2 separate regions of the Homo sapiens genome follow, and region 1 is linked to region 2. A link is a loop called in an ENCODE intact Hi-C map of the cell type or tissue named here. Cell type or tissue: ascending aorta. All regions are shown on one strand. Links, peaks and the distances in the headings refer to the core of each region. The heading gives the core; the rest is flanking DNA.

Region 1 (7,862 bases), core at 2,217-6,216, 380 kb before region 2:
TTCACTATTTGGGCAACAGGCAAGGAGAACACACTGAGTGGTTATAGACCCATTAAACCAGAATCTGGGAGTGGCACTCAGGCATTTTCTTAATTAACAGAACAGATCAAACCGAAGGAAACTCCAGGTGCTTCTATGGACTGGGTCCTGACGGCTATGGTTTGAATGTGTTCTTTCTAAAACTCAGATGTTGAAACTTAAGGGTCATTGTGCTAGTATTGACAGGTGGGGCTTTTGAGAGGTGATTAGGTTATGTGTGAGGGCTCCTCCCTCCTGACTGTAATTCCGGCCCTTGTAACAGAGGCTTCTGAAAGCGTTCAGCTCTTTTCCGCTTCCGCCTTCTACTACGTTCAGCTCTCTCCGGCTTCTGCCTTCTACTATGTGAGGACGTGACGTTTCTCCCCTCTAGAGAATGCAGCAAGAAGGTTCTTCCCCTATGCAGGTGACTTGACCTTGGGCTTCTCAGTCTCCAGAACTGTGAGGAAAATGAATCTCTGTTCTTTATAAGTCACCCCTGTGTCTGCAGCACAAATGGATTGAGATAGGAAGAAATAAAGTTAACTGGTACTGGTTTGAAGGTATTAATCCTCAGTATTCTCTCTTTGGTACAACATAGTAAATCTCTCTCACAATTATGGGAAAACAGTTGGTAAATTCACTGATGTAGAATGGCTACCCCAAATCTTTTTTTTTTAACCAAAGAGAGGATATAACCAAAAAATTTCAATTATAATTTTCAACTTTTCATGCTTCTGTGATTTTTTTTAAAGAAAATTCATATTTAAATACTGAGACAACTTTTAGTTTTCTTAAAACCTTTAGTTTTTGTACGTGTTTCTTCTAAAACTCAGATGTTGAAACTTAAGGGTCAATGCAATAATATTGACAGGTGGGGTGTTCGAGAGGTGATTGAAACTAAGTTTTCTTATTGAAATGAGAAATTTTCAATAAGAAACTAAAAGTTTGCTTAGTATTTAACTAATTTGCTGAGTTAATATTTAAATATATGGATTACATAATATGGATTATATTTAAATATTAAATAGAAAATAGCATGGATTTAAATATGGAGTATATTTAAATACTAAATAAGAAAGCTTCCTTAAAATATTGTTCTTGGTCAAGCCTCAATAGATGTTATAAAAATGTATCAGGGGACTGCTTCCCCTGGTAATTCCACCCAAACTGCTCACAACATACCAGAAACACATACTTTGGTACTAGTATTTCTTTGGTGTTCTGTAAATGTTCTTTATTCGGAAATGCCCCCTGACAGGCACTTTCTTTAAAAGTGACAGTGACATTGGAAAGGCTCCTTGAGTTGGCTGGAGATCCGACTCTTCTGTGGTGCTTTAAAATATTAACACTATTCACGACAGCTCTGCAAGAATAGGTTTTGGCAGTGGTTATTGATCTTGTTCAACTAGCTCTGTGGGAGCTTTCTCCTTGTGGGTGTGATTATAGCTCATGTACACACAGTTGCCTCAGTTTTAAGGAGCTTTACAAAGCTACCATGTTTTTTCCATTGATTTAATTTTTTTTTCTTTAAGTGCAAGAAAATTCAAGACTCTGGGCCTGTCCCTGATTGAGGATTCTAGCAGGAGTTCTCAAACACTGCTGGGCCTAAGAGCCACATGAGAAGCTTATTCTAAAGCTCAGATTCCTCTGGGTCCATGCTTGTGATTCTCATTAAGTAGACCTGGGGTGGAGCCCTGGAATCTGCATTTCAATCAATTTCCCAAAAGATTCTGAGGCACACAGGCCTTAGACTGTGACTTTGAGGAGCGTTCTATTTTGGAATCCTTTTGCATTGAAATTGCATTTCCCCCAAACTGCTTGTTAGAAATCTCACCTAATCCATGAGGTAAAAGCAGTGTAGCTCAAGAGCATAGGAATTAACTAAAGCTGCAGCTTCTCCATGCTTTTGTTAATCAGGAATCACAGATACTAAAATCCACTCCCGCAGTTTTCCCTAAACCCCTAATTCTCTCCCAGTGCACGACTCCTCACATCCCTTTCATAATCACCATTAATGAGTATGTGTGAGTGAAGCTTTGCCTCTCCTATCCAATCTTAGAATATGAACTCCAAGAATCGGATACCATAGGTCAGATATCACGGAGCCCTGGGCAGAACCCTAGGTCTTTGTGAAAAGAACCATCTTTCCAGGGTATGAGTAATAACAGTAAATTGGTTTGAGACAGGAATAATACATGATGATCACAGAATAAAAAGATTGCAGGCAGCAGTTTCACGTGACTAGAGGCTAGGGGCTAAGATCCTGAAAAACCAGTGTGTGAACCAAGCTGACTAAGACAGACTGCACTCAGCATGGCACTGGATTTGACCTAGGTTTCACCTAGGACCTCATTATATGTTCATTAACATACAAATGACATACCCACTAGTACTATGACAGTTCTGAGAATACCCATATTTGATGTAAAAATGGCTGGCACCATAGTTCAGAGAAATCACTTGCTTCCAGGAATTCTCATGAATAGTCCACCCTTTGGTTAAAAAAACCCATAGAAGTAGCAACCCTAAACCCCATTGCGTGACTTTCTTGAGTACACGGATGGAAGTACAGCACTTCCTTTCTGGAGTGTGTACTTTATACTTTGCAGTTAATCTCCATACTTGCACTATTTTCTGAATCCTTGAATTTCTTCTCACGATGGTGTCAAGAGCCTGGACATTGGCTGGAGTTGAGGTCCCACTGGCAACCGGGAACCTCGCCTAGCCCAACAGTATCAGTTTGACCCATGGAGATATCCATCATAAAGTGCCAGTCTCCTTGGGCCAAGGTTTGCTCACCTTCTAAAAGGAAGTTAATGGAAACTTTCTGATACTCCTGACCATCAAAACTAGATAATTCAGCTTTATTCTCTCAAAGTTAGAGGGCAGAAGAAAACACATCCAGTTCTTGGAGGAAAATTGCAATAAATATTTTGAAGAGAGTTCCATCTCTTATTCTCCCTCAATTTTCTGAAAGTCAGAGTAACACTTGGCTATAAAAGTGATAGGGAAACTAAGTGCCTATCATATACCAGGCACAGTGGCATGCAATCAAGTGGGATTTCATGTATTTCCCAAGTGTGTTTTGCTGGCTGCCATGTAAGACCCTAGTGTTAATTCCAAAACTCAGAGGTCCTGGCTCTTGAATGGGTGGGGACAGGAGGTGGATTTAAAGTTTCCAGCAGAGAAGAAGTGTGGGACTGATCGTCTGCTGGAACCAGTTCTCTGAATATGATGGTTTATCTGGCAAGGTTTGATTCCCTCAAGGAAGTTCCAGGCTAAAAGAGGAGCTAAGCTTCTACAGTCTCTGAGCTTTTTGTGTTACTGATCTTGAGTCTTATTAAAAAAAAAAAAAAAAAAAAAAAAACCCTGACTTTATCTGGCCGTGCCAGGCTCCCTTCTGGGCCCTTGCTGCCGTGTGTCAGTACGCTGTAACTAGAGATGGATTATGTAAGAAATGTTTTTGTCAGAAGAGGCTGTTGCAGTATTTTATGTGCCCTGGTGCACAGCACCTCTGCTGTGAGTCCCCTCCCCGTGTGAGTTGCAGCCTCGCTGGATACACCTGCTACTGGTCTCAAGCACCTGTGATTTATTGGTCATGAAGCAGGTACTGGGACTCCTGCTTTTATTATCTGCACGGCCATCCCTCAGCCAGTATAGATGCCCAGGCTAGACTTGCAGAGCATGAAGAAGGAAGCAGAACCAGTTTGGGACCTTCGCCTGAGCAGCTGACTCAACTCCACTGCCAAGCAGCCAGGAATCTGGCACAGTTTCTGAGATGTCTCAGCCAACTGGTATTTCTGAAGCCATAGTTTTCCTCTGAGCTCCCCCTCAACATGGGTATAGTCATTGTGCTTGTTTTGCTTCTTCCTTGTTCTTGTTTAAAAGCCAGTTTTCTTCCTTGAAAGGCAGTGAAATCTCTGGGTTTTCCATGTGGGTAGAGAGGAGCAGGCGGAACAAGCTTAGGGAGGCCAGGCGGTAACAGGTAACCATTTCTTGAAGTTGATCCTCAGAGCATCCAAGCCAGTGGGTTCATTTGGATGATCTTCAGCCAGGCATAGTCCCTGGTGCCAAGCCTCAGGATATCAAAGAACTACTTACAAAATATGTGTTCCTTCATAAGGAAAAGAATGGTTTAGCTCAGAGGGCGTGCCTGCCAATAAATCTCACATAGGTTAAGACACAAACTGAAAAAATGCTCAAGGACCATGAGCCACAGTCACTGGAGAAGCCACAGTCATTCATTCTCCAGCAGTTCCCCTTAACCACCTACCAAAGTCCTTAGATAGCTGCCGTCAACCCGTAGGAACTCACAAAAAGACTATCAAAGTGAAAATGTGTTTCAAGGACTATAGTGGGTGTAACACCTGGGTAGCCAACAACATCTATAATTCATGTGTTTTTCAGCTCTAATTTTGTCTCTTTGACTAATGGAACTTCCATTTCAACTGCATCTAATATTGAAGTATCAAGTTGGAATATTCCGTAAAGAACCAAAACAGAAGACTGATAGTGGCATAACATAAGCTATGAGTTCAAAAGCTATTGCTGGGCCCTAGCTGAGAGCAAGTGGTCAAATACTGTACTCTATTCTTAACAAACCAATTATAACATCATGACTCCTCAAACATTTGATAGATTAGCAAAGACTATCACCCTAGAGGTCCTGGCAGGCTGTTCTGCAGTTAGCACAGAAAGCAGCACTGAATGCATCTGCTCGAGCTTTGGGACCAAAACTATAACCACAGGGATGATCAATGCCATCGCCCGTATAGACTCATACCTAAGACATCAGTGATCACCACCAAGACATGAAGAGTTGAGTCAACAGCATATGTGCCACCTGCTCTGATCAAAGAGCTGAAGGTCACGTTCAGTATCACATAGACACTGCCAAACTTAAAACTTTCAATAAGAAACTTGAGATGTTACTCAGGTTGTTGATGACAGAAAAGTCTGAGGTGGGAGGCCCACTCAGTGCTGTCGTGGCAGAGCTTAGAGATGTTGAAGGTGCCAGGAGCAAACCCAAGGCAGTGCAGATTCCATCAGGCAGTGCCGGCTCCTTGTTACAAAAGCTTCTGAATGGTGCTTGGTAAACACGTTTGCCTTTGGCGACCCTCTTAATTCCCTTGCCATAGTCATCTTTAAAAGCTACAAGTAGGACTATAACCATCAGAGCACTTAATTAGTGACTATATGTAGACAGATTATGAAGGAGTCATTGGAAGGACATTTAGCCAAACAGCTACTTCTGTATTAAGGGTGCCTGAAAGATTTGGGGGCATTTCTCCTTTTTTGGTCTGTAAGTCTAAACCAAATATTGTCTTATGAATTATTTGCAATTTAAGAAAAATGACAGATATTTAATAGACATGAAATTATTTCATTATTACTGAATATTTCCTTCTCTTTTCAAAATTAAAATTATGAAGTTGACCAGAAACAGGAAATAATGCCATCAGTGTAGGTGGTAGGTGATCCTAACCTCAATGTGGACTTGGTCTTTTGGGTCATTTTTCAACCTGATGAAATCTAAAAAGGAAATTCTTGGGCAGTTTGACGTTTTTCTTTCTTTTGATATAATGTGATGTTTATAATCCATTCTAGTTAGAACTCCTGTGAAATGCATGATGAGTAATAGGTTTTGTTTCTGAAAATAGTCATTTAATTAAAAATAAGATCCTAAAAAATGTGCAAATGAATAAATGTAATTTTCATGCTGATGAACCTCATATTTACATCTTTAGCTTTAGATTCTACTTGGAACATCTAACTTGCCTACTTGACTGTTCTCCTTAAACGCGTCATGGGCATCTGAAATTTAACCAGATAGAACACAATATTTTCCCCATGTGGTTACTACTCTGATGGTTTCCACTTAGTGAATGGCAACATTGAATGGCAACTCAGCCACTCAATCTAGAAAACTTGGAGCCCTTCTTGCTTCCTCTTTCCCTCACCCTCCATATATATCACAAAGTGTGTTCAATTCTACTTTTCACTTCTACTTGCCCATGTTTGTCTCTGCCTGGCCACTCCCTAGTGCAGCCGCCATTATTTCTTGCCTGAAATACAACAAACTTCTATTTCCCTACTTTCACTTCCATTACCCTCCAGTCATTCCCCACAATGCACCAAGTGGTCTTCCTAAAATGTGAGTCACACTATATCCCTCTTCAATTTAATACCTTTCAATATCTTCCAACTTCATTTAGAAGAGCCCCCAACCTTCTTACCACATTCTAGAGGACCTGTCTCACCTGCTCCTGGCCTGCCACATGCCTACTTTCTATGCTTTGGCCACACTGGTCCTCCCTCAGCATCTCAAACCAGTTGAGCTCTTACCCCAGGGCCTTTGCCCATGCTGTTTTCACTCTTGGAAACCCTTTTCATCTCTCAGGTCATTTTTCCTAAGGCGGCCTCCTACCCTGTTGTTCAACTCAGCTGCCTGATTATTTTCATCATAACACTGGTCAGAATTCTTTAATTCATTTTTTTTTCTGCTCTGTTCCTTTCCCCTGCAATATAATGTAAATTCCATGAAGGCAAGAGCCAGGTCTAGTTAGGTTAATTAGTGAAACGTCTGGAGCCTTTGACAGTGCCCAGTGCATGATGGTGCTTGATAGTATTTGTCGACTCCACTGAGTCAATGAAAGAATTGGAATAAAAAAGAGGGCTTTAGACAGAATCTAGGAGAGCATTAACATAACCGTTTGAGAGGCAGGAAAAAAACCTTCAAGGAAACCTGGGAGAAGCAGCCAGGGAGGATTCTACAAGAGTTTCCAAAGGCCAAGGAAAGAGTGTCTGCCAAAGGCTGCCCTGTATCAGGTAAGACAGGAGTTGAAAGCTGTCTACTAGATGTAACATTAGAAAAGTCATCGTGACCTTGCCAAAAGCAGTTTCAAGAAGTTTGAAGGAGGCAGACCAAGCAAAAGCAGCTAAAGGGAATGGTTTCAGTATTACCTGAGTACAGAAAAGAAGCTAGGGGAGGGGCAAAGTGTAAGGACCCACAGGTGAGAGGCTGTAATCATTAGAATGTGGCCTCCCTGGGATGGGGGGAGGAGAGCCCAGGGCCCAAATGGAAGAAAGAAGAGACTTCCTTTAGGGTCCCATTCCATGAAACTACTGCCCTGCCCCAATATAATTAAGGCAAATCTCTGGAGGTAAAGTCTGGAGATGGTATTTTTATAAAACATCAGGCTCATCCAATGGCAGCCCATGATTGAAACACTGGTTTAAGTAACCATCTTCCTGGTGGTTGCAGTGTTTTTTTTTTTATTATTGAAACAACTCTTGGGAAGAGAGATTTGGCCTTGTGAGAGAGACAAACTCTGACTTAGGGAAGTGGGCAGATTCACCAGCAGGAAGTGGGAAAGAAGCTGGTAGCTACCTTTACCTCCACCCAGCCAAGCTGCCTGGAGTCCATATACACATTCATTTTGTTGTAATTGTGATAAAATACATATAAAACTTACCATCTCAACCAATTTCACGCACACAGTTCAGTAGTAAGTACATTCACATTTTTGCACAACAGTCACCATGGTCCATCTCCAGAACTCCTGATCTTGCAAACCTGAAACTTCGCACCCATTAAACAACTCGCAATTTCTTCTCCACCCAAGCCCTGGCCACCAACACTGACATGCTACTTTCTGTCTCTATGACTTTGACTACTCTAGGAACCTCATATAAGTGGAATTATATAGTATTTGTCCTCTCATAACTGGCTAGTTTCATTTAGCATAATATCTTCAAGGTCTATCCATGTTCTAGCATATCAGAATTTCCTTCCTTTTTTTTTTTTTTTTTTTGAGACAGAGTTTTGTTCTTATTGCCCAGGC
Region 2 (7,862 bases), core at 1,557-5,556:
TGTGTGCATTATTCTTGGAATAAGATGTAATGGAAATTGAAATGTCAACTTTGAGAAATAGAAGTTTAGGACTCATTACTGCCAAACATATATTTTTGTGTCTTATACAAGGAAGTAAAAAGAAGAATGAATGAAAATGATTTTTCTTATTCCAATTCTTCCATGTTTCCACCTTTATCTCATTCCCTTTCTTATATTCTCCCCTGTGGGAACTTCATCACTTTAAAAATTAAGAACAAGGAAAGCCTTTGGGTTACAGGAAATAAATGTCGTCTACTTCATGGACAGTAAATGCTATGAGGCTGAGACAGAATTTGGAATTTAAAGCTTACATTATCTATTGTTTTATTATGTCACTTGTTTCATAAGGCAGCTTTTATTGGTTAAGTTCAATATTCAGAGGAAAAGTAAACTGAAGGACCCTGAAGCAGATCCTTTTTGAAATAAGATTGGAGAATAATATAAGGTAAAACATGTAACTGGGGCTGTTGAAGTGGAGATTTGGCTAAGTATGACAAAAATGAGAACAGAATACAGAGAAAATTAACTCAATAATATCTCAGCACAAATCCTCGAAATCTGCAATGAACGTATCTTTTGATTCCTAAGTCATGAAAGAAGACAGTCTTTCATTATTACTTTGCCATGTAATAGCCATTTATATCAATTTCACATTCTACTTTCTTCTATCCTTATTCCATAGCTGGTGTGAGTTAGTTTTCAAGACAAACTGGAAGTCCCAATTTTAAGTAACACCTCCTAATTTGTAAGTGTTGGCTTCAGTAAAAATTAACAACCTCACTCTGTAGGTCAAACAGAACCCATCTGGAAGCCAGGTTATGCTCATGGTTGACATTTGTGACCCCAGGTATAGGGGGAGAAGAAGGGTAACTGAGGAATTCTCACGTGTTAAGAGGCTGCATATAAAAATGATAAGTGTTGGGAGGCCGAGGTGGGAGGATCGCTTGAGCCCAGGAGTTGGAGGCTGCAGTGAGCTATGATTGTGCCACTGTACTCCAGCCTGGACAGCAGACCGAGACCCCATCTCTAAAAAAAGGAAAAGTAAAGTGATAAGTTGTCAAGGAGGTCAGACAAGAAACAGGGTCCTGCTTCACACTTTGATAAGTAAGGGTGCAGAACATTTCAGGAGGAAGAGAAGAGACAGCCAGGGGGCCAAAACAGAATTCAGCAAGCAGGCATTTAATTGTGATCTTGGGAGAGGAGTTTCAAGAGGATGGTGGAAGTCAGGCACAGATGCAGTGAGTTATAAGGAGCGTGTGGGTGATGAAAGTAGAAACAAGCAAATATAGCCTCCTTCTAGAAGGAGGAAGTATGGCCACAATCACTTGAGGAGAAGTGAGTTGAGGGAACGTGTAGGTATATTTGTAGACACAGAACAAATTTCTGGAGAAAGTAGAAGATAGGACAAATACAGAGGTCTAGGGTTTGAAAGAATTAAGAATTAGAGGGTAGCGGAACACATAGATAAATATGTAAAGGGTTTCCTGTGGTTAATGACAAAAGATTTTGAGTAGATTCCATAATGGTTCCCATCAGCCTTGTTGCAGTAGAAATGAGGTCCTTGGAAAATGAAGAAGGCAATGTGAGAGAGGCAGAAGAAGGAGAAAGAAGAGTCTATTGTAAAATAATCATAAGCATTACGGTGGGGTCAGGGTGAAACTGGATAAAGTGTTATGTATGGACATTCTCCAGCAATTTGCAGTAACCCCAGAGAAAATGTCTAACATGCTTTTCAGGGTTAGTAGCTAGGAGCCAAAGATAGTTAAGGAGTGAGGGCTTCTTTGTTGCCAAAGACTGAGCTGTTGAAGTTCTAGTCCTTGGGAAGTCAGCCAGGGAGAAAAGCAGGTGATTCCGGGAGGTTAATGGACTGAAGACACTGCAGAGGGTTAGAGATCATGGGAAAAGCTAAGTGTAGGTTTATTTTAAAAGAAGCAGCAGATAGGGTGAAAATATAAAAGGTTGTGATCTGAGAAAAGTGTCTAGATTTGAGGTCCTTGGGTTAAAATAATATGGGTTAAAGGCAAGAGGCGGTAAGGATGATGTCTGTCAGTTCCTGGTTAGGAAGTGAAAGTTCCTCTAGAAGAGGAAAGACAAGGTCCAAGGGTAAAGGCAGGATTTTGTATTTCACATCCTGATTATGGCAGAGAAAATGGTGGAGAAAAAAAAAATAAGCTAGGTGAAATCGTGTTTAAAAAACCAGAGGAATACCTCAAAAGTTGGTAAATAAATGCCATTCTTTTAGGGCCGGTCACGTGGCTCCCGCTTGTAATTCCAGCACTTTGGGAGGCCATGGCGGGCAGATCACGAGGCCTGAAGTTTGAGACCAGCCTAGTCAACTTAGTGAAACCCTGTCTCTACTAAAAATACCAACATTAGCCAGGCGTGGTGGCACACGCCTGTAGTCCCAGCTACTCGGGAGGCTGAGGCAGGAGAATCACTTGAACCTGAAAGGTGGAGGTTGTGGCGAGCCGAGATTGCACCACTGCACTCCAACCTGGGCAACAGAGCAGGACTCTGTCTCACATAAATAAATATAAATGCGATGCTTTTTCCTTCATGGCATTTATTATATGTAACAATTGTTTGTTTTTTAATCCCCACTTCCCTACTAAATTGAAGGCAGACTATATTTTATCTATTTTGTTCATACCAAGTTCCCAGCACAGTGATGGCTTATAAAGGAGACATGTCCAATAAATATTTGTTGCATGAATTAAAAGACAGAACCAAGGATGGGAAAGTGAACATATAATTTGATGCCACAGACTTAAAAAGATGTGAGGTCACTGAATAAAATAAATAGGAAATGTTCTGGCAATGGAACAAAGGAGCTTATCTCTTAATAAAAATAGAAAAACATAAAAATGTTCAAATCAATGATAATGAAAGAAATATAATTAATTCAAACATTTGCTTACCCTGCAGAAGGCAAGAAAGAAGAAGGTGCTTTCATTTTTCTGCGAGTAGCATGTGTGTATTACACTGCTTCAGTCAGAGAAATTAAAAGGTAGGATAACTTAAGTCTAAAATAATATATGCCAACTTTTTTTTTTTTTTTTTTTTTTTTTTTGAGGTAGAGTCTTGCTCCGTCACCCTGGGCTGGAGTACAGTGGTGTGATCTTGGCTCACTGCAACCTCCACCTCCCAGGTTCAAGCGATTCTCCTATCTCAGCCTCCTGAGCAGCTACGATTACAGGCACCCGCCACCATGCCAGGCTAATTTTTGTATTTTTGGTAGAGTCCGGGTTTCGCCATGTTGGCCAGGCTAGTCTCGAACTCCTGGCCTGAAGTGATCCGCCTGCCTTGGCCTCCCAAATTGCTGGGATTATAGGCGTGAACCACCACGCCCAAGCTTTACCAACATTTTCTTTTTAAAAATGTTCACGTTCAGGGGTACATGTGCAGGTTTGCTGTATAGGGAAGGATTGCTATCACAGGGATTAGATGTACAGATTATTTCCGTCATCCACGTAATAAGCATAGTGCCCTCTAGGCGATTTTTCAATCCTCACTCTCCTCCCGCCCTCCGCTCTCCAGGGGACCCTGGTGTCTGTGTTCCCATTGTAGTGTCCTACAGCAAAATTTTCTATTCTTCACATTTCTTGAAAGATCATTGTAAAATGGCAAGTATATTTTAAAATGGCAATGCTGTAAAAGCACTCACAGTGATTTCTTGGGTTACCACTCAGCTTCCCCACAAGGTCACTTTCATGAGATCTGGCTCTTGGGGTCAGAATGAATTGTAGGTTGGATACGCATCAGCCTGCCAAAAACAACCCCAAGTGTGCCAAGTATGGGAGCCAGCAACGTTACAGAAGGCATACGGTATGCCTGACACCTTTGGCTCTTGGCAAAATGAGCCAAGGGTATGACTTGACAACTTTTTTGGGTGAACAAGTTGTCCCTTTTGTATCAAATGTCATCAGCTCACTGATGTGTATTTGCTGATGTCAGCCAGAAAATGAAGCACTTGCAAAAAATGCAATTTTAAAGCAGTCATATTTGAATACTAACTTCCACTGATTCTCATTTGGGTTTGGAAGCAATGCACAATTGCCCTTAAAATAGAAAAAAAAAACTTATTCCTCGGAAGTGATGCTGTCCTTCTCCCCTCGTCGTTACCAATTTTTTCACTAAAATGAATATTGTCAACAATGAAGTAAAAGTGAAGCTGTCATTTGATATGTTTCTGAAATTTTAAAATATTGAATGGTTATTTTCAGACTAAATATGTTATCTTATTTTTTATATGTTTAAAGGTAGCAGGAAAAGTGACTCTTGTATTTATGACGGGAGAAAGAGGGGACAATTCAGAAACAGAGAGGGAGACCAATAGAGTCAAAAATGTCTCCAACAGTTACATAAGCACCAGACTGCCAAGAATTTTTACACTGAAGCCGGAGCTTGACTGGGAAGTAGAGGTACACATCACATGAGAACACAGGTGGTTGGGTCGGGGCTGCATGGTGCAGTTCAGGTCTTCAACAGGGTAGACTCTTCAGAAAATGTGGATTTTTCTTTTTTCCTTTTTTTAGTTTAGTGGAGCCTCGCTCTGTCGCCAGGCTGGAGTGCAATGGTGCGATCTCGGCTCACTGCAACCTCTGCCTCCCGGGTTCAAGCGATTCTCCTGACTCAGCCTCCCAAGTAGCTGGGATTACAGTCCCGCGCCACCATGCCCAGCTAATTTTTGTATTTTTAGTAGAGACAGCGTTTCACCATGTTGGCCAGGCTGGTCTCAAATCTCCTGACCTTATGATCCACCCGCCTCAGCCTCCCAAAGTGCTGGGATTACAGGTGTGAGCCACCTCGCCCAGCCCAGAAAATGTGGGTTTTATTTGATCTGGTGTATTTCTGTTTGTTTCAGAATAGATGTCCGGATAAACAGTCACCTGAGAATGAGGAAGGTGTGTGTTTTCAAACCTGCACATAATAAAAAGACTATTGATAAGATTATTAGAATGGAGATAGAAAACTAATTTTAAAATTAACATTATTTTGCCATTTAGAAATGAATAAAGTTATTTCTGATACCAGTTATTTGAAGAAATATCATCAGAGGACTTAATTTATATATCCAACTAAAAATGATGGCAGTGCTGCTGTTTCTAAGCTGTGTGTAAATACTCAGTTACAGTTTCTTAATTTGGTCTCAAATAGATTTTTTTTTTCAACTTGCGTGCTACAGGTTTATTTTTCTGTTGTATTTTCAGCAATGTTTTAAAACTCATTCTTTGAAATTCTAAAATTTGTCAATTAAGATTGGGTTTCGTAGTTCTTAACATCTTTTATCCTCTCTAAAATTAAGTCTACTTTGATGGTAATAATTAGGTTTACTGTGTTGATAAACTAAGGAAAGCATACAATTTAAAAAAGTGATTTTTTAGGCTGGGCGTGGTGGCTCACGCCCGTAATCCCAACACTTTGGGAGGCTGAGGTGGGCGGGTCACCTGAGGTTGGGAGTTCGAGACCAGCCTGACCAACATGGAGAAACCCCATCTCCACTAAAAATACAAAATTAGCTGGGCGTGGTGGTGGATGCCTGTAATCCCAGCTACTCAGGAGGCTGAGGCAGGAGAATCAGTTGAACCCAGGAGGCGGAGTTTGTGGTGAGCCAAGATCATGCCATTGCACTCCAGCCTGGGCAATAATAGCAAAACTCCATCTCAAAAAAAAAAAAAAAAAAAAAAAGTAAAAAAAAAAAGAAAATTATAAAGAAAAGAAACCCACCCACTGGGTTCGAGCAATTCTCCTGCCTCAGCCTCCCTAGTAGCTGGGATTACAGGCATGCGCCACCATGCCTGGCTAATTTTTTTTGTATTTTTAGTATAGATGGGGTTTCACCACATTGGCCAGGGTGGTCTCGAACTCCTGACCTCAAGTCATCCACCCACCTTGTCCTCCCAAAGTGCTGGTATTACAGACCTGAGCCACTGTGCCCGGACTGTTTTCTTTCATTTTCTGTTTTGGTTTACAAACCTCCACTTTAGTCTTCAAATACATTCATTTTATTAATTATGCTGACCATTGAATTTTTTTATGCTGGCAAGTATATTTTAATTTCCAAGGACATTTCATTGCCTCATCAGTACTTTTTCATAGCTTTTTGTTCTTGTTTTATAAATGCAATAATCTCTTGACTCTCTCTGAAGATACCAATTTGGATTTTCTGCTTGTTTAAGTTTGCTTAAGTTCCTTGTATTTTTGTTTCCCTGAAATTGGTTTATCTGCTTATTTTGGACCTTTTAGGCTCTTCTTTCTTTTTATTTTCCAAATATCTGCTTTTACTTATTTGTCCATCCATATTTGTGAATGATTGACTACTTTGGTTCATTATAGGCAGGTGGCATGGGTTCCTCTGGAATCTTTTAGTCTTGTTTTCTTAGTAGTCTTCTCATCTCTAAATGAGAGGGCAGCTGCGGCTCCATGTAGATAGGTAGGAGTATAGACAAACCTTGAGCAATGTGGCGGTTAGGGGCGTTGACCCATTGCACAGTTGGAAATCCATATACAACTTTTGACTCCCCAAAGCCTTACTACTAATAGCCTACTGTTGACCAGAAGCTTTACCAAGAACATCAACAGTCAGTTAACACATGTGTTGTGTTGTATGTACTATGTACTGTATTCTTACAAAAAAGTAAACTAGAGAAAAGATGTTAAAAAAATTATAAGTAAAAAAATATATACTTACTATTCATGAAGAAGAAGTAGATCATCATAAAGTTCTTCATCCTCATCGTCTTCCCACTGAGTGGGCTAAGGAAGAGGAGGGGTTGGTCTTGCTGTCTTGGGTGGCAGAAGATGAAGGAAATCTTCATACATAAGTGGACCCACATGGTTCAAATCTGTGTTGTTCAAGGGTCAACGGTAGATGGCACTTAGACTTCCCTATAAGGTGTGTAGTCAGGGAACCGCCTGGTAGGGACCCCTACAGTCACCTGACTTAGGAAGTGTGTTACTCTTGGGGATGGAGCACTTCATTTCTTTTACTCCTGGGCAGAGCTGACTTTTCTTCTCCAATGATAGTCCCCTTCTATACTTCTGGGTATGTCAGTATTTACTTTAAACTACTCTATTCCTCTTTCAATCCCACACCTTTTGAAATGCATTTATATATTTGATGCTTCTTATCTTTTTTAAGCCTGTAAGTTGTCTGACTAACAGAAATTTCCCAAGTAGGTAAATCTTAGGAAACAAATTAAAATGATAAATATGGTGAAATTTAAGACCTTCTAAATGATTAATAAAGTATATAAAATTCATAAGTTTGCAACTTAAAATCTCAAATCTAAACCAACTACTCAGTCACACATTTTAAATTGGAATTAAATGACTGATCTGTTTCTATTGAGCCGAACTCTCTTAAACACTAAAAATATGTAAAATGTGAAATATGCACAAGCTCCTTTACATAAAAAAATATTATTTATATTTGTTTAGTCATTGAAATAGCTCTGCTTTTAATTATAAATTTTTCTGGACTTGCCCACAAAGGAATAATTTATATCATCCTAGCTCAGCCAGTTAAGATTATATAACAGCCAGAAATATTGGCCCAGATGCTGAATAAATCCTTGTCGATGACTATAAGGAGATACACAGAGCTCTGTTAAGGTCACTGTATCAGTGTCCTTTAAGTGTGTGTGTTTGAAGGTGTGGGGTGGCAGGATGCAGGGAGGAAGAGCTGTGATAGCCCAGGTCATTCAGATCCCTAATCTGCTCTTTTCTGTCTTCATACACTGAATTAGATTTGGCCTTTCTTTAGCTTTTAAGATTTATGTGTGCCTTTTCCATCTAACTCTAAATACCTTTGATAAGTCCTGTCTCCTTTGCCTGTATTT

What was found. Hi-C counts contacts between places; a loop is a spot of excess contacts. Peaks named below come from ENCODE experiments on the same cell type or tissue, not always from the same donor. Only the 100,000 strongest peaks of a DNase experiment are listed, where the experiment ranks them.
Region 1: it touches region 2 in a loop (1.9-fold over the local background); 6 of 110 quality-filtered maps call a loop at or near these places.

Annotation. Positions count from the first base shown.
Region 1 is chr10:17,920,200-17,928,061 of GRCh38, forward strand. No RefSeq gene overlaps it. Among named protein-coding and RNA genes, the nearest start is that of SLC39A12, 28 kb to the right of the region's middle. In ascending aorta, for the core only: no CTCF peak of the experiment used is centred there; a DNase peak (open chromatin) is centred at 3,752; H3K27ac peaks cover 2,011 bases.
Region 2 is chr10:18,304,920-18,312,781 of GRCh38, forward strand. All of the region lies in intron 2 of CACNB2 (calcium voltage-gated channel auxiliary subunit beta 2), which reads left to right. Among named protein-coding and RNA genes, the nearest start is that of CACNB2-AS2, 47 kb to the left of the region's middle. In ascending aorta, for the core only: no CTCF peak of the experiment used is centred there; a DNase peak (open chromatin) is centred at 3,802; H3K27ac peaks cover 1,056 bases.